2 separate regions of the Homo sapiens genome follow, and region 1 is linked to region 2. Evidence: read pairs that join two places in POLR2A ChIA-PET (ENCODE). Cell type or tissue: PC-9. All regions are shown on one strand. Links, peaks and the distances in the headings refer to the core of each region. The heading gives the core; the rest is flanking DNA. Region 1 overlaps NFAT5 (nuclear factor of activated T cells 5). Region 2 has its middle 9.9 kb from the start of CDH1.

Evidence for each region. Peaks named below come from ENCODE experiments on the same cell type or tissue, not always from the same donor. Only the 100,000 strongest peaks of a DNase experiment are listed, where the experiment ranks them.
Region 1: POLR2A ChIA-PET joins it to region 2 with 8 read pairs; 1 of 35 experiments calls an interaction of 5 or more read pairs at or near these places.

Annotation. Positions count from the first base shown.
Region 1 is chr16:69,570,437-69,585,737 of GRCh38, forward strand. All of the region lies in intron 2 of NFAT5 (nuclear factor of activated T cells 5), which reads left to right. Among named protein-coding and RNA genes, the nearest start is that of NFAT5, 12 kb to the left of the region's middle. In PC-9, for the core only: no CTCF peak of the experiment used is centred there; no DNase peak of the experiment used is centred there; H3K27ac peaks cover 890 bases.
Region 2 is chr16:68,719,718-68,735,018 of GRCh38, forward strand. It overlaps a transcript of CDH3 not described here. Among named protein-coding and RNA genes, the nearest start is that of CDH1, 9.9 kb to the right of the region's middle. RefSeq lists enhancers at 508-637, 3,880-4,024, 8,657-9,176, 8,828-8,972, 12,873-13,548 and cis regulatory regions at 3,952, 8,900. In PC-9, for the core only: no CTCF peak of the experiment used is centred there; a DNase peak (open chromatin) is centred at 12,574; H3K4me3 peaks cover 605 bases; H3K27ac peaks cover 2,014 bases.

The DNA.
Region 1 (15,301 bases), core at 5,993-10,992, 850 kb after region 2:
ATCTAATCTTGCTTCTTTTATCCCTTCTTCTCTCTCAAGCTGGATTATTTTAAAACAAATATCAAACATCAGATCACTTCATACATAAGTATTTCTGTATTACAGTGACTTTCTTATATTAATTATTATTGATATAATTTAATTGTTAATATAATTATTGTATTAATTTTTAATTACTCTGTATAGTTTATAAACTATTTCTTGGAATATTCTAGTTTATTTCAGCAAAGTCTCTTGTGACTCTCCTGCCCTCTTTTCAAGACAGAGTGCTGCAGGAGGCTACCGCTTCTAGTATATAGTATATCCTATAACCTATGTTGAAATTGTAGGCCATGCTGCTAGATTGGAGTTCATATTGTTGCTCTGACATTTACTTGTATGGCCTTAGCCTAATAATTTAATCTTTTTTGCTTCAATTTTCTCATCTTTAAACGGGAGCAATAATAGTGCCTCATCCTAGGTTTTTGTGAAGATTATTTGAGGCAAATTCGTGTAAAGCATTTAATTTAGCACATGCTAAGTGCTCAGTAAATGTTAGCTAAAGTTAAAAAATTTTTAAAAACTAAATGCTAGCTGTAGAGTGTTTACTGTGTGCCAAGAACTTTACAAATAAGAACTCCTGAGGTGGGCATATCACTTGAGGTCAGGAGTTTGAGACCAGCCTGGCTAACATGGTGAAACCCCATCTCTACTAAAAAAAAAAAAAAAAAAAAAAAAAAAAGCCAGGCATGGTGGCATACACCTGTAATACCAACTACTCGCGATGCTGAGGCAGGAGAATCCCTTGAATCTGGGAGACAGAGGTTGTGGTGAGCCAAGATCACTCTACTGAACTCCAGCCTGGGTGACAGAGTGAGACTCTGTCTCAAAAAAACAACAACAAACAAACAAACAAACAAAATAAGAACTCAGCGAATTCTCCTGACTACCCTTTGAGATGGTTATTATTATCCTACTTTAGAGATGAGCAATTGAAGGCATAACTCACCCAGAGTCACAAGCTAGTAAATTGTAGAACCAGAATTCCAACCCAGGTAGTCTCACTTTAGCCTAGCCTCTTGACTACTGTGCTGTACTAACTCCCAATGGTATATACTATCAAGTTCTGTCTAGTAATATTTATGTATGCATGTTTTACATCAGTAGTCTAGATTTTCATCTATAAATAGTATTTAAAAACTTGGCCCAGAGTGAGGGGAATTTAAGTAATTGGTGTGATATAATTTAATTTTTTTATAGAACGTACGTTTTCCAAATTTAAATTTTTTTTTTGGGGGGAAACAAGGTTGGAAAACCTGCACTTGGGTATTATTATTATTATTTATTATTATTATTTTTTTGAGATGGAGTCTTTGCTCTGTCGCCCAGGTTGGAGTGCAGTGGCACGATCTCGGCTCACTGCAAGCTCCACCTCCTGGGTTCACGCCATTCTCCTGCCTCAGCCTCCTGAGTAGCTGGGACTACAGGCGACTGCCACCACGCCCGGCTAATTTTTTTTGGATTTTTTAGTAGAAACAGGGTTTCACCATATTAGCCAGGATGGTCTCGATCTCCTGATCTCGTGATCCGCCTGCGTCAGCCTCCCAAAGTGCTGGGATTACAGGCGTGAGCCACCGCACCTGGCCTGCGCTTGGGTATTATTAAACTTTAGAAGTAGATTCAAAATGTCTACTATTCAACTGAGTTTGCATTTAACCTTCCTATCAAAACAGTGCTAGTCTTTCTTGCAACCTCTTTTTAAATTTAATACGATGATTGCCTGACAATGGGAAAAGGGTCCTGGCTAATTAATTAATGTTATAATACATGGCCATTAAATGATGTTTCTGGTAACCCCATAATTAACATGTGACACTCTTAATAAAATAAGTAAATAAAAATTATGCTGTTACAATTATATTCAAAGTAACTTGTGTTACAAAAATCCTGAACAAAAGTATACATCACTGATTTTCTATTTTTCAATTCTATTTTTGTATTTTCCATCTTTAAAGAACATGGTTTATATATTTTTTTTAAATAAAATTGTTTGCCATTAGTAAGTTCAAATTCGAAGGCTAGGATTCCTTTTTGAAGTGCCTGGGAAAAAAATTCAGCTGCAGAGAAAAGGCACCATTTGTTGTACATTCTATAATGAAAACTATTCATTTTGGCAAATGAAAAACTAAGATAGAAATGAAACTGAATGAATCATTCTAGAAATAGAGAAATATAAGATTATAGAAAAATCATAGATAAAACAGGAAAAATAAGAGTATAAACAAATTGGAAAAATAGATAAATATAAACAATAGATTTAACAATTTTAATGATTTTAAAAGCATGAGTTAAGAGATTATATATCAAATGAAAGAACTGGTTAAATAAGAGCTAAATGCTGATCTGATATAATCTTTGTTATTTATTTATTTATTTATTTATTTTTGATACAGAGTCTCACTCTGTTGCCAGGCTGGAGTGCAGTGGCATGATCTCAGCTCACTGCAACCTCTGCCTCCTGGGTTTAAGTGATTGTCCTGCCTCAGCCTCCTGAGTAGCTGGGACTACAGGCGCGTGCCACCACACCCAGCTAATTTTTGTATTTTTAGTAGAGACAGGGTTTCACCATGTTGGCCAGGGTGGCCTCGATCCCTTGACCTCATGATCCACCCTCCATGGCTTCCCAAAAGTGCTAGGATTACGGGCATGTGCCACCGCATCCGGCCACAATCTTTGTTTAAATTAAACATTTAAGACCGGAAGATTTTTAAAAGAAAATGTGAAATATGACAATGAGTTAAGAGAAAATAAACTATGATTTTTTTTTTACTACTGCTAATCTATTTGATATGGTACCATCCAGAATTATACTTCATAGTGCAAAAATGGAAAATCCTAAACATAGTAGCAATGTTTTATTGACTTTATAGAATATTTCTGATTTATATTTCTTCCTAGGGCCCTTGTTATATCATAGATCATAAATGCCTATAATATTTTATGTACAAAGATACCTTTTTGGAAAGGATTTTTTGAAAACATTTAACATGAAAAATAATCTATTGAATTCTTTTCTTGTTTAGTATCTAATAATCTCTGTGGATCCATGTCTAGTAAACTAAAAGTATTATGGAAATAATGAAGTTCAAACATGTCAAAAGTCATACCTAGTTCATCCCAGCTTCTTGTCTTTAGATCCATCTCTTTCTGATTGCTTACCACCTGTTTTTGTGTCCCTTCCTAAACTCTGCTTTCATTATTTTCACTCAATACTGGAATTCTATTGCTTATTTAAAATAAAAGGATATAAATTCATATTCTAATCCAGTGGTTCTTGGCCTGATTTTAATTTACTCTTGACTCTGATTATTCCAGGAGTCCCCTAAAATTTCAAAGTGGTAGTACAGAAAAACATTTCCCAGTGTGATTAGTATTATATATAAAAAACAGCCACTTTTTTTTTTTTTTTTTTTTTGAGATAGAGTTTCGCTCTTGTTGCCCAGGCTGGAGTGCAATGGTGCAATCTCAGCTCACCGCAACTTCACCTCCAGGTTCAAGCGATTTCCCTGCCTCAGCCTCCCAAGTAGCTGGGATTACAAGGGCGCACCACCACACCTGGCTAATACTGTATTTTTATTAGAGATAGGGTTTCTCCATGTTGGTCAGGTTGGTCTCGAACTCGTGACCTCAGGTGATCCACCCACCTCGGCCCCCCAAAGTGCTGGGATTACAGGCGTGAGCCACTGCGCCCGGCCAAAACAGACACTTTTTATATGAAAAAGTTGACTCCTCAGAGTATATTTTATATTAAGAGTAACAGGTAACTAGAAAAAAATAAAGATTATTCAGTGGCATAGGATATAGACCTTTTAACTTTAGAGAGGTAAAAGACATTTTTCAATAGAAATGTTGCTTATTAATTTGTATTATTGTCTTTTCTTGCTGTTGCTAAGATTTTATTTCAAGTTACGCAAAGAAGGTTGCTGTGTCTTCTGTTTGCTTTTGTGTTAATAAAAGTCAAGTTTAAATAAACTAACAGAGTATAAGACCAATGATAATTATGTACTTGAGTGAAAAGGTAGAGATTTCCTCTATGAGTTAACTACAGATAATGGATCTAGCTTTCAGAATAAATAAACTTGATGTAATAAAGGATATATATATTTAATCATTTGAACTAAACATTTGTTACATGAGAGTTCAGTTACTTTTATTTGTTCTTAATAGCTTTTGAAAAATATATACTTTTCTCTTTTTTTTTTTTGGTTTTTGAAACGGAGTCGTGCTCTGTCACCCAGGCTGGAGTGCAGTGGCACAATCTTGGCTTATTGCAACCTCTGTCACCCAGGTTCAAGCAATTCTCCCACCAGAGCCTCCCAAGTAGCTGGGATTACAGGCACGCACCACCATGTCCAGCTAATTTTTTGTATTTTTTTAGTAGAGATGGGGTTTCACCATGTTGGCCAGGATGGTCTCGAACTCCTGACCTCGGGTGATCTGCCTCCCTCAGCCTCCCAAACTGCTGGGATTACAGGCATGAGCCACCGTGCCCAGCCCATTCTCTTTTATTTTTAACATTTATGTGGTAAATAGGTAATGATCATTATTGCTTCCCACCCATGAATGTTTATCACTTCTTTTTCATTCAGGAAACACTGTGATTAGTCTTTTACTGAATTTGGTATTTAGTTTTGAAGATGAGAGAAGAACAGAAAAGTTTCTAATAGTGAGCTAAGTTGTTGATTATGCTTATTTATTTATTTATTTATTTAGAGACGGAGTCTCTCTGTTGCTTAGGCTAGAGTGCAGTGGTGCGATCTGGGCTCAGTGCAACCTCCGTCTCTTGGGTTCAAGCAATTCTCCTGCCTCAGCCTCATGAGTAGCTGGGACTACAGGTGCACACCACCATGCCCAGCTAATTTTTGTGTTTTTAGTAGAGACAGGGTTTCACCTTATTGGTCAGGCTGGTCTTGAATTCCTGACCTCAGGTGATCCGCCCGCCTCAGCCTCCCAAAGTGCTGGGATTACAGGTGTGAGCCATTGGGCCTGGCTGATTATGCTTATCTTTATAAAATTAGTTTTACAGGAGGCTGAGGTGGGAGGATCATCTGAGCCCAGGACGTCAAGGCTGCATTGAGCCTGCATGATCATGGGATCATGCCACTGCACTCCAGCCTGGGCAACAGAGCAAGACCCTGTCTTAAAAAATAATAATAATAAAATAAATAAATAAAGCAAGAGAAGAAAAAAATTTAGTTTTAATAAAAAAAACTGTACCTGAGGCAATCTTTGTAGGACATGCTAGTCAAAAGAATAAATTCAGTGTTAGTAATAATTGAAAACCTTTTTTGAGCAATTTATATGTCAAGCAGTTTATGTTTAACACCATTTTACATATATTTTTCACATTTAACTCTTAGAAAAATCCTGCGATGTAGTACCAGTATCCCTATTTCGTAAATGAACAAACTGAGGTACAGAGGGATCTACTAATTTTCCCAAGGGCACATATCTCGTGGATGAGGCTGGAATTTGAACTTCACCAGTTTTACCCCAGAGCTGTGAGATTATATTGACTGTCTTAACAGTCAGTAAGAACATTTGAGGCCGGGCTCGGTGGCTCACGCCTGTAATCCCAGCACTTTGGGAGGCCGAGGTGGGCGGATCACGAGGTCAGGAGATCAAGATCATCCTGGCCAACATGGTGAAACCCCGTCTCTACTAAAAAAATACAAAAAAATTAGCTGGGCGTGGTGGGCGGGCACCTGTAGTCCCCTGAGGCAGGAGAATGGCTTGAACCCGGAAGGTGGAGCTTTCAGGGAGCGGAGATGGCGCCTCTGCACTCCAGCCTGGGCGACAGAGTGAGACTCGGTCTCAAAAAAAAAAAAAAAAAAAAGAACGTTTGAAATTGGCATTTATACTTTGGGCCCTAATAAGATTACACCATTGTTCAGATGGTATAAAAAGAATAGTTTGTGTAGGATTCTTTACTAAGCAGCTTCCATAAAGTAATGAGACAAATTTTATAAACTACATACAAAAATTCATAAAGAATATGATTATGACTCTTTTGGGGAAGATTTTAATACTCAAAATTAGCAAATCATTGCCTGGCTTTGGTGAGTGTCTTTAACATTTAGAGGAAGTGATGGCTGATCAAAACACCTATGTTGGCCTAGCTCAGTGGCTCACGCCTGTAATCCCAGCACTTTGGGAGGCTGAGGTGGGCGGATCGCTTGAACTCAGGAGTTCGAGATCAGCCTGGGCAACGTAGCAAAACCCCCTCTCTACCAAAATTAGCCAGGGATGGTGTTACGCACCTGTAGTCCCAGCTACTTGGGAGGCAGGCTGAGGTGAGAGGATCACATGAGCCCAGGAGGTCAAGAAATACCTCTCTCCTGGCTGATGATGGGACTCAGAAGTGAAAAGTAGGAGAAGGCTAAGCAGAAGCCACCACCTAAGGGGAATTACTTTAGAAATGAAGGTGCCGTGGGGCTCTTGATTTCTTTGGCAGTAGTTTTATGGAAGCATGGATGCCATTGTTCCCTATTTCTGCTAGTATGTTTCAGAGACAAAGTAAATTCAAGAAGAGATGAGCAACAGAAGAAATAGTACTAATGTGAGCTATGTGAATAGTGGTATTTTGCATAGAGCCTTTATTAATTTACTTTGGTTCTTTCTGCTTTGTCTTTTTTAATCTGCCCCTTTCACCCCGTGTATCCGTTTTCTCACGGTAGTCTATACATTTTGTTGTTCTGCTATGGCATCTTGTATCCTTTCTCTATTTCCCTTCTTCTGAAAACAAACGTCTATAAAGGAGGTTTGCTATTGTAAATTGTAGTTTAGAAGTTAACCCTCCCCCTGTGGTTTAGTCTCTTCTAATAAGCTATAAGCAACATGGGCCAGAACCTATGTGTAAATTCATCTTGAGTGAATGAATAAATAACACTATTATGGCTAAGTAACCTATACTTGCACATATACATGAAAAATATATGGTTGGCTATATTATGGAATAATATAGGAATCTATAAAAGAACAAAAAATTTATTACCTTTATACCCAGTTTTAAAAATACTGTGTTCCCTTTTAGAAGGTTGTGGTGCTTGAACGACAACAAAAAGGTAAAGAGTACGCACTGTATAGACCCATTTATGTGAAGTTCTTTAAAAGACAAACCTATGGTAAGAAAAAGCAGATCAGTAGTTGCCTGGGGCTGGAGTGGGCAGGATTAACTACAAAGGACCAAAAGTAGCTTTACGGAATGATTGAAATGTTCTCTGTCTTGACCATGTGATTACACAAACATACATACTTTTTAAAAAAACTCATAGAACATTTAAAATGGGTGCATTTCTATACTTCTATAAAGGACACGGGTTATATATATTCTGCCACTGCACTCCAGCCTGGGCAACAGAAGAAACAGTATTAATGTAAGCTATATGAATAGTGATATTTTGCTATTTTGGGAAGCTGAGGTGGGAGGATCACTTGAACCCAGGAGGTAGAGGATGCAGTGAGCAGAGATCGTGCCACTGCCCTCCAGCCTGGGTGACAGTGAGACCCTGTGTCAAAAAAAAAATTTTTTTTTTTACCTGTACTGAACATGTACAGACTTCTTTTTCTTGTTGTTATTCCCTAAGTGATGCAGTGTAACAGCTATTTATGTAGCACTTACATTGTATTAGGTATAAGTAATCTAGAGATGATTTAAAGTATATAGGAGGATGTGCATAGGTTATATGCAAATACAAAACCATTTTATATTAGGGACTTGAGCATCTGGAAATTTTGCGGGAAGTCCTGCAACCCATCTCCAACAGATACCAAGGGACGACTGTACTCCGATATATAGTTTCTATAGTTAAGCATAAAGGTGAAAACAGAATATGAGTTTTTGGTCCCTTACAAGTGAGTACTATCTTGTGCTTAACTATGTATCATAAATACTAATTTTGAGTAAAATTCAGATGTGCCCATAGTCATATATATACTGTATTCTGATAGCTAGTTTGAGATATTAGGCATTAAAATGCTTTTATTAGCAATTCAATAGAACACTTAAAATTTGTTGGTAGAAGACTGATTACATAACTCAAATTATTTGTTTGAATTAAAGTTTTCATTACAGTCATCTAAGTCAATAAAACTCGTGTTTAAGTGTGTCTTATGACAGTGACCATAAGCCAAACACAGACTTAAGCCAACAAATAGCTATCCTTTACAATGGAGTTGTGAATTTGTTAATGTTTTTCTTTTCTCCAGTTTATAAGTAGCAACTTGTTGGATTGTCATTCTGAAACACTGAAACAAAGATTTTACTTGAAAAAAAATACTATGGTAAAATGGAATGAATAATAAATTAATTTTCCCAAATGTCAATATTCAACTTATAAACACCTTGATAATTGACATTTGTAAGAACTTTAGAAACACTATAAAAGTTGCATCTGAATAAGTTTTTTTTTTTTTTTGAGACGGAGTCTGGCTCTGTCACCCAGGCTGGAGTGCAGTGGCGTAATCTCGGCTCACTGCAAGCTCCTCCTCCCAGGCTCAAGTGATTCTCCTGCTTCAGCCTCCCAAGTAGCTGGGACTACAGGCCTGCACCACTACACCTGGCTAACTTTTTATATTTTTAGTAGAGACGGGGTTTCACCATATTGGCCGGGCTGGTCTGGAACTCCTGACCTTGTGATCCGCCTGTCTCAGCCTCCCAAAGTACTGGGATTACAGGCGCCGGCCACTGCGCCTGGCCATAAGTTTTAATAAAATTATATTGTGAACTCCAAGACATTTTTCTGTATTCTTTTTTGTGTCTGTTATTAAATTATATTCTCTGGAATATTGGGCTAACGTAGGGTGAATGGATGGGAAAATAAACACAGATGTAATTTTATAATTATTTTTAAAGAACTTTTCATTTTCTTAGTGAATTTTTGCCTATAATATTGGGTACAGGATGAGAATTTATATGTAATATTTGAATTATAGATACTTTGGATAAAATGACTTCTTAATTCCTTAAAAAACTAATTATTGCTTTTTTTTAAAACTAGGTAATTAGGTAGTTGAAAGACAGAATGTCATTAAGTTAACTAAATTACCACTGTATTACAGTAAATACAAACAACATACTTACAGTGTAAACTATGGTAAATAAAAACTAAAAAAACACTTCCTTGAAAGTATTTTTTAACCAAACTTCACAAGGATGGATAGAATTAACACTATAAATTCTGCACAGAAAAAAAATAGTGCATACTAAATTGAGAACAGATGCACAGAAGTGCTATTTTTAGAAATTAAAAAATGGTAAAGATGATAATAGGCAGATCAGAAGTCCCACATATTTATCAGGGTTGTAAATAAAAACCCAGTTCAAAAACATGCATTACTAACTGGCTGTGTGATTTTTAGGCAAGTTACTTAACCTTTCTGTGACTGTTTGTTCTTGTAAAATAGGAATAATAGACTTATAGAACTGTAACGAGGAATGGATGAGTTAATATTTCTAAAGCATTTGGAATAGTGCTTGACACATAGTAAGTGCTATATGAGTGCTTCTTAAATAAGCAAAATAAAAGTATGTACCCAGAGGAAAATTACTTGGCAAACATACTTAGAATGTAGCAAGAAACCAGGATTTTATTAGCATAAGCTTCAGAACAACTCAAGTGTTGCTAAATTTACATTACATTACATATTAATGTAATAACTATTTTAATGTAATATGTATTTTAATATGTAATGTAATTACATATTAAATATGTATATAATTACTTTTAATATGTAATGTAATGTAACTACATTACATATTAAAAGTTTAGGGCTGGGCATGGTGGCTCCTGCCTGTATTCCCAGCACTTTGGGAGGCCAAGGTGGGTGGATCACCTGAGGTCAGGAGTTCAAGACCAGCCTGGGCAATACAGTGAAACTGCATCTCTACTAAAAAATACAAAAAAATTAGCCAGGCTTGGTGGCGTGTGCCTGTAGTCCCAGCTACTCAGGAGGCTGAGGAAGGAGAAATGCTTGAACCCAGGAGGTGGAGGTTGTGGTGAGCCAGGCTCTTGCCAGTGCACTCTAGCCTGGGCGACAAGAGCGAAACTAAAAAAAAAAAAAAAGTTTAGGCATTTATAGCACTGTGTTGCGCAGGGTTTATCTTCCTAAAATACAAATCCAAACTTATCACTTGCTTAAATAATCCTTTAGTAGTATCCATGGGTTTTAGGATGAAATCCAAATTCTTTTTATTTTTGAGATGGTGTCTCGCTCTGTCACCCAGGCTGGTGTGCAGTGGCATGATCTCGGCTCGCTGCAAGCTCTGCCTCCCAGGTTCACGCCATTCTCCGGCCTCAGCCTCCCGAGTAGCTGGGACTACAGGTGCCCGCCACCACGCCTGGCTAATTTTCTGTGTTTTTAGTAGAGACAGGGTTTCACCATGTTAGCCAGGATGGTCTCGATCTCCTGAACTCTTGATCCGCCCACCTCGGCCTCCCGGAGAGCTGGGATTACAGGCGTGAGCTGCCGCACCCGGCCGAAATCCAAATTCTTAAAACCTGGGTCCTCATTATATTTCTTAAAAAAATTGAGAAAAAATTCGGTTAACAAAGTTCATTTTGTTTGTTTGTTTGTTTTGTTTTTGAGACAGGGTCTCACTCTATCACCTAGGCTGGAATGCAGTGGTGCGATCCTGGCTCACTGCAACCTCCGCCTTCTGGGTTCAAGTGATTCTCATGCCTCACCACATGAGTAGCTGGGACTACAGGAGTGTGCCACCACGCCAGGCTAATTTTTTGTATTTTTAGTAGAGGTGGGGTTTTGTTATGTTGGCCAGGGTGGTCTCGAACTCCCGAGTTCCTTTTTATTGCAGAATAGTATTCCATTTTATGGATATATCACATTTTGTTTATCTATTCATTAGTTGATGGATATTTGTGTCATTTCCACATTTTGACTGTCATGAACAATGCTGCTGTGAACATTCATGTACAAGTTTTTGTATAGACAGATGTTTTCATTTCTCTTGGGTCTGTCTATACATAGGAGTGGAATTATTGGGTCATATGGTAACTCTATATTTAACTTTCTAAGAAACTGCCAAACTGCTTTCCATGATGGCTGCACCATTTTTTCATTTTTACCAGCAGTGTATGAAGGTTCAGATTTTTTCAAATTTTTTTGCCAGTACCTATCTGTCTTTTTAATAAAGCCATCCTAGTGGGTATGAATTGGTATTTCTTGTGATTTTGAGTAAATGTCTCTGATGACTAATGACATTGAGCATCCTTTCATGTGATTACTAGACAGTAGTATTAATATATCTTTGGAGAAATGCCTATTCAAGGCTTTTGTGAACTTTTTATGATGAAAAAATCTTAAAAATTATATATTTATCATGTACAACATGTTGTTTTGAAATATGTATACATTGGCTAATTTGAGCTTATTAATATATGCATTAACTTTTTTTGGTGAGAACGCTTAAAATCTATTTTCTTAGTGATTTTCAAGAATGTAATACATTGTTATTAATTTTTCTCACTTTAAAATTGGGTTATTAGGCCGGGTGGGCGCAGTGGCTCATGCCTGTAATCCCAGCACTTTGTGAGGCCGAGGAGGGCGGATCATTTGAGGTCAGGAGTTCAGGACCAGGCTGGGCAACATGGTGAAACCCCGTCTCTGCTAAAAATATAAAAATTAGCCAGGTGTGGTGGTGCATGCTTGTAATCCCAGCTGCTCAGGAGGCTGAGGCAGGAGAATTGTTTGAACCTAGGAGGGGGATGTTGCAGTGAGTCGAGATTGTGCATCTGTACTCCAGCCTGAGCAACAGAGTGAGACTCTGTCTCAAATAAATAAGTAAATAAATAAAATAAAATAAAATTGGGTTGTCGTCTTATTCTTGAATTGTAAGGGGGTAGTGTCATTTGATGCACAAATATTTTAATTTTGGTAAAAGCCAATTTATTTTTTCTTTGTTGCTCATGCTTTGGTGTCATATTTTAAAAACTATTGCCTAGCCCAGGGTCACAGAGGTATACCTATGTTTTTTTCTAAGAACTTTATAATCTTAGCTCTTACATTTAGGTATTTGATCCATTTTGAGCTAAATTTGTATATTGTGTGAGGTAAGAGCCTAACAGCTTCATTGTTTTGCATGTGCATATCTAGTTGCCTGAGCACTATTTGTTGAAAAGACTTGTTTCCCCCATTGAATGGTCTTGGCACTCTTGTCAAAAATTAATTGGGCATAGATGTATGGCTTTTTTTTTTTTTCTTCTGGACTCTCAGTTCTATTCCATTTATCTGTATGTCTATCCTGTGTCAATACCATATTGTGTTATTACTGTAGCTTTGTAGAAGTTTTGAAATTAGGAAGCGTGAGCCTTCCAACTTTTTTTCTTCTTTTGTAGGATTGTTTCGGCTATTTAATGTCTCTTGAATTTTTATATAAATTTTAGGAACAGCTTCTCAATTTCTACAAAGAAGTCAGCTGTGATTTTAGTAAGAATTATGTTGAATCTGTAGGCTAATCTGAGGAGTATTACCATCTTAATAATATTAAATATTTTTGTCCATGAACATGGGATGTCTTTTTATTTTTTTTAGATCTTTATTTCAACAATTATTTTAAAAATTTATTTATAAGTATTCCATTCTTTTTTAATCATTGTTTTTTAAGTGTTAATAAAATTATGGAAATAATTTGAAGAAAGGTTTGTCAAAATTTAGGAAAGCTCTTATTTATTAAATTTCTGTTTTATTTATTTAAATTTATTTATTAAATTTCTGTTTTTAAGGGATGGGGTCTCATTCTGTCACCCTGGCTGCTGGAGTGCAGTGGCATGAGCATGAATCACTGTAGTCTTGAACTCCTGGGCTAAAGCAATCCTCCTGCCTCAGCCTCCTGAGTAGCTGGGACTACTCAGTGTTTACAGGTGTATAACACCATGCCCAGCTAATTAAAAAAAAAAAAAAATTGTAGGGATGGATTCTTCTCTGTTGCCCAGGCTGATCTTGAACTCTTGGCCTCAAGTGATCCTCCCATCTCATTCTTCCAAAATGCTGGGAATACAGGTATGAGCCTCAAGGCCTAGCTGAGCTTTTGTATTTAAACACAAGATTATGCATGTGTTAAGGGAAAGAAACCTAGCATATGATAAAATCTGTAAAATATTAGAATCAGTCATAGATCTAAAGCTGCAGTAAACAATAAAGAACATCTAGTGAAGTCCAGTTTTGCTTAAATAGTTATACTGGATGGTAAGCTTCTTAAGGGCATTGACTATACCTTGCATTTTTGTAACACCTGGCACAAATGCTTTGTATTTGAAAGGTTCTTGATATTTATTGAATGAAAGAGTAAATGAATGAATCCTACATCCAGAAAAGAAGGAAGGAAGGGTTTTGGAAGTTTGAGGATTGTGCTCTAGTTATATGTAACCTACAAGTAGCAAGTTTCAGTTGGAATAATAATAATTGCATTAAAATAACTGCAAATGGGGAACTAGGCCTTTAAAGAGTTGGGGCCAGTTGCGGTGGCTCACACCTGTAATCCTAGCACTTTGGAAGGCTGAGGTGGGCAGATCACTTGAGGTCAGGAGCTTAAGACCAGCCTGGCCAACATGATGAAACCTCATCTCTACTAAAAATACAAAAAATTAGCTGGGCATGGTGGTGCGCACCTTTAATGCCAGCTACTCGGGAGGTTGAGGCAGGGGAATCGTTTGAACCCTGGAGGTGGAAGTTGCAGGGAGCTGAGATCGTGCCACTGCACTCCAGCCTGGGAGATACAGCAAGACTCTGTCTCAAAAACAAAATAATAATAATTGGAACTATTTAATCTGTAAAGATAAGAATTTAGATAAATAAGATGAAAATTGAGGTGTATTTGTTCTGTGTCTCTTTTTTTTTTTTTTGACAGAGTGTTACTCTGTCATCTGGACTGCAATGCAGTGAGTAGGGTGCAGTGGTGCCATCTCGGCTCACTGCAGCCTCCGCCTCCCAGGTTCAAATGATTTTCATGCCTCAGCCTCCTGAGCAGCTGGGACTACAGGTGCATGGCACCACACCTGGCTAATTTTTTGATTTTTTAGTAGAGACAGGGTTTCACCATGTTGGCCAGGCTGGTCTCGAATTCCTGACCTTAAGTAATCCACCTGCCTCGGCCTCCCTCGGTCTTGCTATATATAGCAAGACACCATCTCTACAAAAAATAAAAAAATTAGCTGGGCATGGTGGCATGTGCCTGTTGTCCCAATTACTCAGGAGCCTCAGGCGGAGGATCCCCTGAGGCCAGGATGTCGAGGCTGAGTGAGCTATGATTGTACCACTGCACTCCAGTCTGGGTGACAGAGTAAGACCCTGTCTCAAAAATAAAATTTATTTTGGTGGTGGATGCACAGCTGTGACTCTGCTGAAAGCCACTGAATTGTGTGCTTTAAGTAGGTAAATTGTATGATATGTGAATTATATCTCAATAAAATATGTATATATATACATGTATATATATTCACAAATATAAATGTATTGGAAGGGTTTAAACAGATGGCAAGTGCTGTCAAAACAGAGTAGAATTTATGTTTTTATTTTTTATTTTTTGAGGTGGAGTCTCGCTCTGTCGCCATGCTGGAGTGCAGTGGCATGATCTCAGTTCACTGCAACCTCTGCCTCCCGGGTTGAAGCGATTCTCCTGCCTCAGCCTCCCTAGTAGCTGGGACTACAGGCAGATGCCACCACGCCCAGCTAATTATTATTATTTTTTTTTGTATTTTTAGTAGAGATGGGGTTTCACCATGTTGGCCAGGATGGTCTTGATCCCCTGACCTCATGATCCACCTGCCTCGGCCTCCCAAAGTGCTGGGATTACTGGTGTGAGCCACGGCGCCCAGCCCAATTTTTTTTTTTTTAATTGTGTGGGGCTGTCTCTCATAAAAGTAGTTTTCTTCATGCATTGCTGGTGGTAATGTAAAATGGTGCAGCTGTTGTGAAAAACAGGTGGTTCCCCCAAAAAAGTTAAACATAGAATTATATGATCCAGCAATTTCACTTATAGGTATATACCCCCAATAATTGAAAGCAGGGACTCAAACAGATACTAATGCACTAATGTTCCTAGCAGCATTATTTACAATAGCCAAAAGAAGATGGAGACAACCCAGGTGTCTTTCAACAGATGAATGGATAAATTCCAAAATGTGGTATATAAGTACAAGGGAATATTATTCACCCTTAAGAAGGAATGAAGTTCTGTTACATGCCACAGTATGAATGACCCTTGAAAACATACGCAAAGTGAAATAAGCCAGACAGAAAAGGACAA
Region 2 (15,301 bases), core at 9,967-14,966:
CTCAAACTCCTGACCTCGTGATCCGCCCATCTTGGCCTCCCAAAGTGCTGGGATTGCAGGCGTGAGCCACCACACCCAGAGATGGAACTGTACTACATCTTGATTATAGTGGTGGATATACAACTGCTTGTGTCTGTCAAAACTCACAGAACTTGGCCAGATGCAGTGGCTCATGCATGTAATCCCAACACTTTGGGAGGCTGAGGAGGGAGGATCCCTTGAGCCTAGGAGTTCAAGACCAGCCTGGGCAACATAGTGAAACCTCTTCTCTACAAAAAATGAACAAAATTAGCCAGGCATGGTGGCATGCCCACCTGTGGTCCCAGCTACTTGGGAGGCTGAGGTGGGAGGATCTCTTGAGCCCAGGAGGTCGAGGCTGCAGTAAGCCATGATCACACCACTGCATACCAGCTTGGGTGCCAGAGTGAAACCCTGTCTCAAGAAAAAACTCCAAACCAAACCAAAACAAAAAACCTCACAGAACTGAATCCCAAAAAGTGTGAATTTTACCATATGCAAACTAATTTTTTTTAACATGAGGGGAGGCTAAAAAAAAAAAAGAGAAAGAAAGAGAGCGTGAGATCTGTGAAATTCTGGGTAGCAAGGGAATTCCCCATGCATACCCTGAATCAGATCTTTGCAGAACCTCTTAAAATCTAAAGTTTGTCAAGCCCAGCCTGACAGCTGTGTCTGGGACTTGCTGGTGACCTTGGGCAAGTACCTTTGCCTCCCAGAAACATAGTTTCTTAGCCCAGAAAGGGAAGAGAGAGCTCTAAACATCTCTAACAAGGCACAGACATCTATTGAGCACTGAGTCACTGCCAGGCTACCCATACATGTGTTTTTTCACATCAGAAGGGTAGGGCAAGACAATAGTGTTTTAAATGTTCTTTATTAAGTCTTTTTTTTTTTTTTTGAGATGGAGTCTCGCTCTGTTGCCCAGGCCGGAATGCAGTGGCACGATCTCAGTTCACTGCAACATCTGCCTCCCAGGCTCAAGCGATTCTCCTGCCTCAGCCTCCCAAGCCCGAGTAGCTGGGATTACAGGAGCCTGCCACCACGCCGACTAATTTTTGTATTATTAGTAGAGATGGGTTTTACCATGTTAGCCAGGCTGGTCTCGAACTCTTGACCTCAAGTGATCCACCCTCCTCGGCCTCCCAAAGTGCTGGGATTACAGGCATGAGCCACCATGTCAGGCCTTTATTGAGCATTTAGATGTATTAAGCACTTTGCAGGTATTAGTTCATTTCATCCTTATACCACTCCTAGATGGTAGGAACTAGCACTACCTCTATTTTACTAATTGACAAGAACCTAGGTGCGCAGAGGTTTCATAAATTGTCAAGGTCAACATAGCCCAGTATCCCCAGTATTTGATCCAGCCCTCTCATTTCAGGGCCCATGCTCCTAATCATCATACTAAATCATGTGACATTCCTGGAGACAAGCTGTGTGACATCCTCTCAGCATCTCAGTGTTCCTGGACCTTACCCTTTATGCAGTTTAGTCTTTTTTTTTTTTTTTTTTTTGAGATGGAGTCTCGCTGTTGTCGGCCTGGGCTGGAGTGCAGTAGCACGATCTCGGCTCACTGCAACCTCTGCCTCCCAGTTTCCAGCAATTCTCCTGCCTCAGCCTCCCGAGTTGCTGAGATTACAGGTGTCTGCCACCAGGTCTGGCTAATTTTTGTATTTTTAGTAGAGACGGGGTTTCACCATATTGGCCAGGCTGGTCTCGAACTCCTAACCTCAGATGATCAACCCGCCTTGGCCTCCCAAAGTGCTGGGATTAAAGGCATGAGCCACCGCACCCGGCCACAGTTCAGTCTTTTAACTGCGGGTACTCAGCAGTTAGGGATTACAGGTGTGAGCCACTATGCCCAGCCCCTTCCCTGCTCTTGGGTCTAACCTCCTGCCTCTCCCTTCTTGGCTAGACTAAGCTCTTCTCCCTTCTGGGCCTTTGCCCAGGTGGTGACTTCTGCCAGAAACACTGGTTAACTCAGCTTAAATGTCACTTTGCTCCCCATCATATTTCTGAAACTCCGTCTCAAAACAAAATAATAATACATAATTGTTAAGATCATCCTTGTTGGCCAGGCGTGGTGGCTCACGCCTGTAATTCTAGCACTTTGGGAGGCTGAGGCGGGCAGATCACTTGACGTCAGGAGTTCGAGACCAGCCTGGCCAACATGGTGAAACCCTATCTCTACTAAAAATACAAAAGTTAGCTGGGTGTGTGGCGGGTGCCTGTAACTCCAGCTACTCAGGAGACTGAGGCAGGAGAATTGCTTGAACCTGGGAGGCAGAAGTTGCAGTGAGCCGAGATGGCACTACTGCACTCCAACCTGGGTGATAAGCAAGACTACCAACAACAACAACATCAACAACAACAAAAGGATTATCCTTGCTTATTGCTCTGGGTTGTAAATCCTTGGGTTGTAAATCCCTGGCTCCCTTGTCTGTTTATTCCATCAGATCAAAAGCTTCTTCAGGATAGGGAGGGGCCCCTGTCACCAGCCAAGCATTTGTGCATGCTAGGTGCCAGTGAGTGTTTATTGAATGAATGAATGAATGAATGAACGAGTGAGTGAGTGAGTTAATGTGGCCTGAAAAGTTGGACAGTTACTCTGGAGAATTATAGATGCCTCGTCCTGTATCTGGACTCTGGAATTTTCTAGGCCTCATTGGAACCCTTGTCCTTTGCCCAGGTTTTATTGCTCTGCAGGTCTCCACCCTGGCAGGAAGCTCTTGCCACCGGCTACAGTCTGGATCCAGCCTGGCCAGTTCCACCTTTCCCACCTACAACACCTGGCAAGACCAAGACACAGCCCTTCCACAAATACATGAGTACATGAGCACGTGGGGTGGACAAGCCATCCAATCAGTCCTCACTGACTCTGGTAAGGGAACAAACTTCTCCCAGTTTACCTGGGATTTTCATGGTTTTAGCACTGAAAGTCTTACACCCCCAGAGACCCAGGATCCCAGACAAATAGGGGCAGTTGGTAGCACCGGGTTTGTTGGGTCATCTTTGTGGACAGTGGAGGGAGTGGGACCTTCAACACAGATTTATTTATTTATTTATTTTTTGAGACGGGTTTCGCTCTTGTTGCTCAGGCTGGAGTGGAATGGAATGGCGTGATCTCGGCTCACTGCAATCTCTGCCTCCCAGGTTCCAGGGATTCTCCTGCCTCAGCTCCCTGAGTAGCTGGGATTACAGGCACCCACCACCAGGCCCGGCTAATTTTTGTATTTTTAGTAGAGACACGGTTTCACCACGTTGGCCCAGCTGGCTTTGAAATCCTGACCTCAGGTGATCCGCTGCCTCTATTACTTTTTTTTTTTTTTATCTTTTAGAGATAATATTTGACATATAAAGAGAATAAATGTATCACATATATAAATTATAAAGTATAATAATATAGCGAATAATTATGAACTCACCACTCAGCCCAATTCTCCTTCTCCAGAGAAGTACTTGTTAGAAGATGAGGAATTTAATGTCCTTCTCAAGCTTCCTGGCTTCCCTCTCAAGCAATTCCCAATTTTTAATAGTTATATATTATTCATAACATTTACATTTTGTTCTATAGCTATAATTAAATCTTCTGTACTTTGTCTGGAGGTTGAGTCTAAATACTGAAAAGCAATAAACAGCATCATGATTCCGTAAACACCCCTTGCTTGAGAACTCCTGGTCCCCAAAAGGAAAAAATGGGATCCTGTGCAGTGCCAGTTTTCAATCTCAAGAAGCTCAATATCATGGTTCTTAGAGGCAGAAGAGATCTCAAGCCTCCTTCTAGCTAACTGAGTCATTTTACAGAAGATAAATTGAGAGTTAGAGAAGGAAATAAATTTTGCTTCAAGTCATAAGACTCGTCAATTCCTTACACTATGTTCTGGCCTCCTCCTGGGATTTCGTAAATAAATGAGGCCAGACACGGTGGCTCACGCCTGTAATCTCAGCACTTTGGGAGGCCAAGGTGGGTGGATCACTTGAGTTTGAGACCAGCCTGGCCAACATAGCAAAACCCTGTCTCTACTGAAAATACAAAAATTAGCCGGGTGTGAGGCCGGGCGCGGTGGCTCACGCCTGTAATCCCAGCACTTTGGGAGGCCGAGGTGGGTGGATCACAAGGTCAGGAGATCGAGACCATCCCGGCTAAAACGGTGAAACCCCGTCTCTACTAAAAATACAAAAAATTAGCCGGGCATAGTGGCGGGTGCCTGTAGTCCCAGCTACTTGGGAGGCTGAGGCAGGAGAATGGCGTGAACCCGGGAGGCGGAGCTTGCAGTGAGCCGAGATCGGGCCACTGCACTCCAGCCTGGGCGACAGAGCGAGACTCCGTCTCAAAAAAAAAAAAAAAAAATTAGCCGGGTGTGGTGGCGCACACCGTAATCCCAGCTACTTGGGAGGCTGAGGCAGGAGAATCGCTTGAACCTAGGAGGTGGAGGTTGCAGTGAGCCAAGACTGCGCCACTGCACTCCAGCCTGGGCGACAGAGCAAGACTCTGTCTCAAAAAAGTAAATAAAAATAAATAAATGATGTTAGCTGCAAAGTCCCTTTTTTGAAGGGAATTTAGACTATATAGACTTTACATCAAGGATTCAAGGACCTACAGCTGGGCACATTGGCTCACACCTGTAATCCCACCAGTTTGGGAGGCCAAGGAAGGAGGATCACTTGAGACCAGGAGTTCAAGACCAGCCTGGGCAACATAGTGAGCACCTGACTGTACAGAAAATAAAAAATTAAAAACTTAGCCAGGCATGGTGGCACATACCTGTTAGTCTCAGCTACTCGGGAGGCTGACGCAGGAGAATCACTTGGGCCCAGGAGTTCAAGGTTGCAGTGAGCTATGATCCCACCACTGCATTCCAGCCTGAGCAACAGAGGCGAGACCCTATTATTTAAAAAAAAAAAAAATGGTCTCGAGACCTGTCAATTCCCCACACTACGTTGTCTGGCCACCTCCTGGGATGTGATACATGAATAAATAAATGGTGTTAGCCACAAAGTCCCTTTTTTTGAAAGGGAATTAATCTATATGGATGTCACATCAAGGATTCAACGGGCATACACTAAGAAAATGAAGTATTTTAATGACAGCAGGTAAAATCAGAGAGCCCTTTGTCTCCAAACATCTTTGGTGTGGGGCTAGGCTGAACTTGGCAGGGAGTGGTTTCATTGGCTGCCGAGCCAGCAGAGGGTTGGTTGGGGAAGGGTTTATCTCTCCGTCCCAAGTAGACAGAGTTCTGGCACCTGATTCCCTTGCTCTGAGAAGAGGGTGGGGCCTTCTTTGCTTGGAAGCGGGGGACAGGAAGCAACAGGTCCCTGGGCCTCCACAGTTATGAACTGCAGCACCTTATCTATTGTTCTTGAGATGCCAGGTCCAAAGGTATCTGAGCAGTGGGAGGACACCCAGTCAGCCACAGGGCTCCATGACAGCAGCCCCACTTTCCAGGGGGCTTAACTCACTCCACTTAAGTTGGAGGGGCCTGCTGCCCATGGACTTGGTTCAGGAAAAATCTTGTCCCCTGAGTAATGTGGAATATGGAAATAATAGTTCACGTTGATTTGCACTCCCGTCTGCCATGTTTAGTTAGGTTATTTCACCCAATTCTTTTTTTTTTTGAGACAGAGTCTCACTCTGTCGCCCAGGCTGGAGTGCAGTGGCCCGATCTCGGCTCACTGCAAGCTCTGCCTCCAGGGTTCACGCCATTCTCCTGCCTCAGTCTCCGGAGTAGCTGGGACTACAGGCGCCCGCCACCACGCCTGGCTAATTTTTTGTATTTTTAGTAGAGACGGGGTTTCACCATGTTAGCCAGGATGGTCTCGATCTCCTGACCTCCTGATCCACCCGCCTTGGCCTCCCAAAGTGCAGGGATTACAGGCGTGAGCCACCGCGCCCGGCCCTTCACCTAATTCTTGAAATCACTCAACAAAGTAGGTTCCATTATTATTCTCAGTTGTACAGATAAGGAAATTAGAAGTCCAAAGAGTCTGTGGCTCTGACTCAAAGGCTTATTACTAGCAGGTAGAAAAGTAGGATTCAGGCCAGCATGGTGGCTCACACCTGTAATCCCAGCACTTTGGGAGGCTGAGGTGGGTGGATTGCTTGAGCCCAGGAGCTGGAGACCAGCCAGGGAAACATGGTGAAATACTGTCTCTACAAAAAAATACCTAAATTAGCTGGGCATGGTGGGACATGCCTGTAGTCCCAGCTACTCAAGAGGCTGAGGTGGAAGGATCGCTTGAGCCCAGGAGGCAGACGGAGGTTGCAGTGAGCTGAGATTGCACTACTGCACTCCAGCCTGACCTTGTCTCAAAAAAAAGAAAAGAAAAAGAAAAAAGAAGGGCAGAATTCAGAAGCAGGCAGTCAGGAACTGAAGTCTATGCTGGGAACCACTGTGCCAGGATGGTCTTAAGCCAGAACACCAGCCTCCCTGCCTCTGCCATGAAACTGGTCGTTCATTTCTCTAAGCCTCAGTCACCTCTTCTGGGAAATGGGGATGATTGTGTCTGCTCTATAGGCTGGCCAGAGGACCAAATGCCCCTCTGGTTCCAGCCCTGGTCACCTGCTCCCCTGACCTGTGGCTGTCATGGGAGCTCTTGCTGGGCTGGACAACAGGGAGCTCAGGCCATCCTCTTGCCTTCCTTCTCTTGGCTGCCCCGGAGTCTGGAATTTCAGGTCCCCGCAAAAGACTATTTCTTGCTAAATTAAGCAAGGTTTGCCACTCAGTTCAAATGGCACCCAGAAACAAAACCCCACCCTGATCTTAGTGGAATAGCACAGAGATTAAGAGACTGCAGAGGGCAGTGGCCCAGGGTTCAAATTCCAGCTCTTTCATTTTTTTGGTTGTTTTTTTTTTTTTTTTTGAGACAGAGTCTCGCTCTGTCACCCAGGCTGGAGTGCAGTGGTGTGATCTTGGCTCACTGCAACCTCCGCCTCCCGGGTTCACGCCATTCTCCTGCCTCAGCCTCCTGAGTAGCTGGGACTACAGGCGCCCACCACCACGCCTGGCTAATTTTTTGGTATTTTTAGTAGAGACGGGGTATCACCAGGTTAGCCAGGATGGTCTCGATCTCCTGACCTTGTGATCTGCCTGCCTTGGCCTCCCAAAGTGCTGGGATTACAGGCATGAGCCACCGCGCCCGCCCCAGCTGTGTCATTTTTATTGTGTGTGATGGTGACTTTTAGGTGTCAACTTGACTGGATTAAGGGATACCCAGATAGCTCATAAAGCATTATTTCTGTGTATGTCTGGGAGGACGTTTCCTGAAGAGACTGCTATTTGAATCAGTGGACTGAGTGAGGAAAAGTCACCCACACCCACGTGGATGGGCACCATTCAGTCTACTGAGGGCCAGGATAGAACAAAAAGGCAGGCAGGAAAGGTGAATTCACTCACTTTCTCTCTCTCTCTTCTTCTAGAGCTGGGACACCTGCCTTCTGCCCTTAAACATCAGAACTCCAGGGTCTCTCGCCTTTTGACTCTGGGATTTGTACCAGCAGCCCCCCAGTGTTCTCAGGCCTTCAGCCTGGGACTGAAAGTCTTGGATTGGGCAATGCTACCAGCTTCCTGGTTCTCCAGCTTGTAGATGGCTTATCCTAGGACTTCTCAGCCTCCATAATCCCATGAGTCAATTTCCCTAATAAGTCCCCTCTCATCTCTCTCTGTATATATCCTATTTGTTCTGTTCTTGGGAGAACCCTGACTAATACACTGTGTAACATCAGGCCAATCCCTTTACTTCTCTGTGAGTCTCTGCTTCCAAATCTGTAAAATGGTCACGCCTGTAGACCTAGCACTTTGGGAGGCCGAGACGAGTGGATCACTTGAGGCCAGGGGTTCACAACTAGCCTAGGCAACATAATGAGTCCTCATCTCTAATAAAAAACAAACAGGGCTCGGTGCGGTGGCTCATGCCTGTAATCCCAGCACTTTCAGAAGCCAAGGTGGGTAGATCACCTGAGGTCAGGAGTTCTAGACCAGCCTGGCCAACATGGTGAAACCCCATCTGTACTAAAAATAAAAAAATTAGCCAGGCGTGGTAGTGCATGCCTGTAATCCCAGCTACTCAGGAGACTGAGACAGGAGAATCGCTTGAAATCGGAAGGCAGAGGTTGCAATGAGCCGAGATCACGCCACTGCACTCCAGCCTGGGAGAAAGAGCAAAACTCCATCTCCAAAAACAACAACAACAAAACCCCAAAATCTGTACAATGTATGTATGTATTATAGCAAACGGCTGTATGAAGACTGGTGAGACAAGGCGTACTATAGTGCACTCCAATAAATAGTAGCTATCACTTTTATCATACATTATAATGCAATTATTGGCATCCAGCACAAAGCCTGATACATAATTGGCTTTCAATAAATAATAAATAAAACGATAAGTGTTTACTTGTCTCCATCCCACAGTACCTTATGAGGTTTTTTGTTTGTTTGTTTGTTTTTTGAGACGGAGTCTTGCTCTGTCACCCAGGCTGGAGCGCAGTGGCACGATCTCGGCTCACTGCAAGCTCCGCCTCCCGGGTTCCTGCCATTCTCCTGCCTCAGCCTCCGGAGCAGCTGGGACTGCAGGCGCCCGCCACCACGCCCAGCTAATTTTTTGTATTTTTAGTAGAGAAGGGGTTTCACCGTGTTAGCCAGGATGGTCTCGATCTCCTGACCTCGTCATCTGCCCGCCTCGGCCTCCCAAAGTGCTGGGATTGACAGGCGTGAGCCACCGCGCCTGGCCTTGTATTTTCAATAGAGATGGGGTTTCACCAAGTTGGCCAGGCTGATCTCGAACTCCTGACCTCAAGTGATCTGCCTGCCTCAGCCTCCCAAAGTGATGGGATGACAGGCTTGAGCCACCACGCCCAGCCCCTTATGAGCTTCTTAAAGGCAGGGACCGTATTTTGTTTATCTCTTTGTTCCTAGTGTTAAACAGAATGCTTGGCACATGGGAGTGGTTAATGAATGTTTGTTGTTTGAGCTAATGGATGGGAACAGCCATCATCCACAGTGCTAAAACCACAAGGTGAAGGGGCTGATGGAGAATTTGATAATGGAGAGATCTGCTGACACCTACAGAAGCTTAGCATCCTGAAAGTGAATCAGCAAGAGAGCTTCTTGCTTCCTGATACAATGCTATGGGAGCGCCCGGCAACACTTATAAAATATTTTTGCCTAAAATACTGATCTGAATCAAGGCAAGCCTGTATATCTCAGTAGTAGTTCATGTTACATGTGGGATTGAGGAACGCGTTTAAGGACACCTCAAAGATGCATTCAACCAAAAACAAAATGCAGGGCTGGGCACAGTGGCTCACACCTGTAATCCCAGCACTTTGGGAGGCTGAGGCAGGCAGATCAGTTGAGGTCAGGAGTTCGAGACCAGCCTGGCCAACATGATGAAACCCCGTCTCTACTAAAAATACAAAAATTAGCTGCTCATGGTGGTGCTGGCCTGTAGTCCCAGCTACTGGGGAGGCTGACGCAGGAGAATTGCTTGAACCCGGGAGGCGGAGGTTGCAGTGAGCTGAGACTGCGCCATTGCATTCCAGCCTGGGCGAAAAAGTGAGACTCCGTCTCAGAAAAATATATATATGCCGGACATCCTACAGAACAAATGACCCTGTGTGTTTTTTGTTTTGTTTCGTTTTGTTTTTTAAAGAAGTCTGTAAGTCTGGAATTACATCAAAATAGAAACAAACAAAGGATACATTCACTATCATAGTTGTGGTTTCACAGTGTATACAAATACCAAAACTCATCAAATTGTATACTTTAAACATATGTAGTCAATTATACCTCAAAAAAGATGAACAAAAAGGGATGGAGAAGCTTATAGGTAAAAAGAGTCTTAAGGGGCATAACAGACAAAAGTAAAATGTGGCTCTTGCTTGGATCTTGATTCAAACACATTTTTTTATTTGTCTGAGACAGAGTCTCCTCTCTTGCCCGGCTGGAGTGCAGTGGCGTGATCTCGGCTCACTGCAACCTCGACCTCCTGGGCTCAAGTGACTCTCTTACCTCAGCCTCCCTAGTAGCTGGGACCACAGGTGTGCGCCACCACACCAGGCTATTTTTTTTTTAATTTTTTGTACAGATGGGGTCTCCCTATGCTGCTCAGGCTGGTCTGAACTCCTGAGCTCAAGCAGTCCTCCTGCCTCGACCTCCTAAAGTGCTGGGACTACAGGTGTGAGCCATCACGCCCAACCCAAACTATTAATAATTGTTTGCCAGGTGCAGTAGCTCATGCCTGTAATCCCATCACTTTGGGAGGCCGAGGCGGGTGGATCATGAGGTCAGGAGTTCGAGACCAGCCTGACCAAGATGGTGAAACCCTGTCTCTACTAAAAATACAAAAATTAGCTGGGCTTGGTGGTATGCGCCTGTAATCCCAGCTACTCAGGAGGCTGAGGCAGGAGGAACGCTTGCACCTGGGAGGCGGAGGTTGCAGTGAGCTGAGATTGCACCACTGCACTCCAGCCTGGGCAACAGAGAGAGACTCCACCTAAAAAAAAAAAAAAGCCGGGCACGGTGGCTCATGCCTGTAATCCCAGCACTTTGGGAGGCTGAGGCGGGCGGATCACTTGAGGTCGGGAGTTGGAGACCTGCCTGACCAACATGCAGAAACCCCGTCTCTACTAAAACCACAAAATTAGCTGGGTTTGGTGGTACATGCCTGTAATCCTAGCTACTCAGGAGGCTGAGGCAGGAGAATTGCTTGAACCCAGGAGACGGAAGTTGCGTTGAGCCGAGATCACGTCATTGCACCCAGCCTGGGCAACAAGAGTGAAACTCTGTCTCAAAAACAAAAACAAACAAACAAAAAAAATTGTTTAAAAGACATTTTTTAAAATGTGGCTTAGCCATTCAATGATATTGAGGAACTACTGTGAATTTTATTAGGTGCTTTACTAATGGCATGGGATCATGTTTAAAAGATGTCTTTCTCAGATATGCAGACTGAGATATTTACAGGAGAAATGTTATCTGGGATTTGCTTTAAAATATTATTTGGGCCGGGTGTGGTGGCTCACACCTGTAATCCCAGCACTTTGGGAGGCCAAGGTGGGCGGATCACCTGAGGTCGGGAGTTCGAGACCAACCTGACCAACATGGAGAAACCCCGTCTCTACTAAAAATACAAAATTAGCCAGGTGTGGTGGTGCATGCCTGTAGTCCCAGCTACTGAGGAGGCTGAGGCAGGAGAATGGCTTGAATCCAAGAGGCCGAGGTTGTGGTGAGCCAAGATTTTACCATTGCACTCCAGCCTGGACAACAAGAGGGAAACTCCGTCTCAAAAAAAAAAAAAAAAAAAAAAAAAAAATATATATATATATATATATATATATATATAATTATAAAAATATATATAATTATAAAATACATATATAATTATAAAAAATAATTATATATATATATTAGGGCTGGAGTTCAAGACCAGGATGACCAACATGGTGAAACCCTGTCTCTACTAAAAATAGAATAATTAGCCAGGTGTGGTGGCGCATGCCTGTAATCCCAGCTACTTGGGAGGCTGAGGCAGGAGAATGGTTTGAACTCAGGAGGCAGAGGTTGCAGTGAGCCGAGATCACGCCATTGCACTCCAGCACTCCAGCCTGGGCAACAAGAGTGAAACTCCGTCTCAAAAAAAAAAAAAAAAAAAAAAAAAAAATATATATATATATATATACATATACACATATATACACATATATATACACACACACGTATATACACATATATATATACACACACACGTATATACACATATATATATACACACACACATATACACACACACACACACACACACACATATATATATATACAATTTGGGCGTGATGGCTCATGTTTGTAATCCCAGCACTTTGGGAGGCCAAGGCAGGTGGATTGTTTGAGCTCAGGAGTTTGAGACCAGCCTGGGCAACAAGATGAAACCCCGTCTCTACAAAAAATACAAAAATTAACCTGGTGTGGTGGCTCATGCCTGCCTTCTCAGCTACTTGGGAGGCTGAGGTGGGAGGATTGGCTTGAGCCCAGGAGGTAATGGCTGCAGTGAGCCGAGATTGGGCCACTGTACTCCAGCCGGGGTGACAGAGTTAGATCCTGTCTCAAAAACAAACAAACAAAAAATTCTGCAAAGACAAAAATAAAAATGCAAAGGTAGAAAGATGAAAGAAGATTTGGTACAATTACAAAGTTTACAAAAACTTTAAAAATTGCAAAAAACTACTGTTGGGGCTGGGTGATGAATACCTGTGGTTTCATTATACTATATGTAGTGTGTGTTACACTATTTTCTTTACTTTGTGTTTGAAATAAAACTGTTTTTTTTTTTTTGCAGACTGGAAGGGCGGCACCCCTATCAGTTAGCACCGTTTCAACTGGAGGCGGTATAGCCAGTTCCCGCCCCTCCATGCTGGCAGGCAGCCCAGCCCAGCAGAGGTTTCAGGAGCCTCTAGGAGCAGCAGGAAGGGAGCCTCCTCTACCCTACCTAGCCAGGAGCCTGATCAGGCTGTAATCCCTAGCAATTCCAGTTTCTCTGGGGATTCCTCCCCAGTGGGCTGGCGGTTGGACTCTTCTCAGCAGAGGTCTGGAGAGGGGCACCTCCCACCCCAATCTGAACCCTATGACTGCACCCCTTGCCAGGAGATGAAAGGGACAAGACTGCCTGAAGGATTAATCTTTAGCCTCCAGGCAGGCCAGTGGCCAAAACACCCAGGAAGTGAAAGTCTGTCCTCTGCCATAAGGAAACCTGGAGTCTGTGATCCCATCATGCGGGGTCTGTTATCTGCCAGGTGACAGGGTCTCTTATCTATCTGCGGTGATCTGAAGGGCAAGGCCTCTGGCCAAACATTTCTTTTCCCCAGTGATGCCTGAAATTCCACTGTTAGCGCTGGATCTCAGCAAGATCTCAGAGAAAGCTCAACTCCTGGAGTTTGGGTTTTCCCCAGTTGAGATGTTAGGAAAGCAATGGGCCTTATCACCTGCACGGACAGGTTTGTGTACAGTCTCAGGGGATTCAGGGACCCCACCAGAGCCCATCCACAGACACCAGGTTAAAAGCCCTGGACAGCATTTACAACTCCTTTGAAAGAAGAAAAGTCTTTCTCTAGAGCCCTCTTTAAAGTGCAAATGGCCCTGGGAGGTTCGAAATGATGAGCTGGCCGGCATGAAAGAATTTTCTCCAGTAGATGCAAGAGATAACCTGAGGAGCTTTAGTGGCGGGGGTGGGGGAAGGAGAGCCTGGGGGAGGGGAGGCTCCAGGCAGCTCACAATTTTTCCTAGAACTGGAAAGGGAATGTATTGGGCCAAGAGGGCTAATCACTCACCTTTGCAGAGTGTTTACAAGAACCTTATGAATTAAGTGCTATCAACATTCCCATTTTACAGATGAGGAAACCAAGATGGTGGAGATAAAATGACTTATGCTTCTCAACTAATGGCAGAGCCAGAAGTGAATCCAGGCTGGAGTGAAGTGGCTCCAGTGCTCAAATGATCCTCCTACCTCAGCCTCCAGAGTAGCTGGGACTACAGGCATGCACTGCCATGTCCAGCTAATTCAAAATAATATTTGTTGGGGAGATGGGGTTTCACCATGTTGCCCAGACTGGTCTCAAACTCCTGGGCTCAAGTAATCTTCTCACCTCCCAACTAGCCTCCCAAAGTGCTGCGATTACAGTTGTGAGCCACCAGGCCTGCTTAGGTATCCCTGTTTGATACAAGAGAAAACAGAGGGCAGGCACAGTGGCTCACACCTGTAATCCCAGCACTTTGGGAGGCTGAGGTAGGTGGATCACTTGAGGTCAGGAGTTTGAGACCAGCCTGGCCAACATGGCGAAATCCCGTCTCTACTAAAATACAAAAATTAGCCAGACATGGTGACGTGTGTCTGTAATCACAGCTACTCAGGAGGCTGAGGCACAAGAATCTCTTGAACCTGGGAGGCAGAGAGTGCAGTGAGCCGAGATCGCGCCATTGCACTCCAGCCGGGGCAACAGAGCAAGACCTTGTCACTAAATAAATAAATAGGAAACAGAGAAGCAATTCAGTGTGTTGCGAAAGTCACACAGCACCTGTCTTCCACAAGGAGCCCCTCTGTGTTCCCGCCTCACCCTGGACACCTGATCTACTGTCTTTGGAGCTTGGAGAAGGACTTGCCGAGAAGTCTGAAGAATGCATCAGGCCTGACCTGACTTTGCTGCCCCTAATTGTTTTCTAAAATCCTTTTTATTGAATTATCAGAGTGTAATGGAAGAGTCGATGAGAGTCGCTGCAGAGTTACGAGGCCAAGGCTTGCTGGGTAGAAGAAAGTAAAGCCCTAAAGGCTCCCAGGGCCCAGCGATGGTATAAAATATGTATTTTTACATAACTGAGAGGAAAAAAATAAGCAGACAGTACAGCCCCATGGGGGAAACGCCTCTTTCTGTATTTCCATTATCTTGTTCAAGGCACGATCCTAGTGGGAAAGGAAATACCGGAGCCTTCTCCCTCTGAGCCTCCTGGTGGGTTAAGAGCAGAGGGAGCCAAAATACGACATCCAAAAGACCTGATTGGAAACTCATTAAAATTGAGGGGACAGGTTGTTGGGGGGGGCGGTGCTGGGCTGCCCAGAAATCGTCTGCATTTGAGAAATTACTTGATGGACTCAGAGGCACCTTTAGCTCTGGGTGAAATATTCCAAACATGGCTTTCCCCAGGAGGAAGCGAAATAGGGGCTGGGCCTTTTGAAAGAGTAACCCCTACTCCAAATATTTATTGAGCAGTTGCTATGATGAGCCAAGAACTCTGCTTAGCGATTGTTTTTGTATTAGCTCATGCCAATTCACTTATACAAAGGAGAACACTGACTTCCCCAAGGTCACAGGGCTAGTGAGTGGCTGACTCCACTTAATGCTGTGTAGTTCTAACCATGCTTGAAGGATAAAGGGAAAGGAGGTGCCCTTGTCGGGGTAGACAAGCCACCCAGACGTGGCTGGCCACAGGGAGTCAGACAGGGAAGTTGTCTAACCTAACATTTGCCTGTCTATTCTGTTTTTGTCTTTTGATGGAGGACGGCGGGTGCTGGAGGGCCACTGGCCCAGGACCTGAGACCTTTGGCCCCTATCTATTCTATTTTTGATCCTAAAATTATTTCACTGGGGACAGAATTCTCTGGAGAAGGTGATGGTGGCCATGGTGTGGCTGTGGCATTAAAAGCCCCACTCTGGGGGTCAGAAGATCCTGGGTTTTGGTCTTTGGCTTTGACATTGACCTGCCTATGTGACATTGAACAAGTTATTTGCAAATCATAG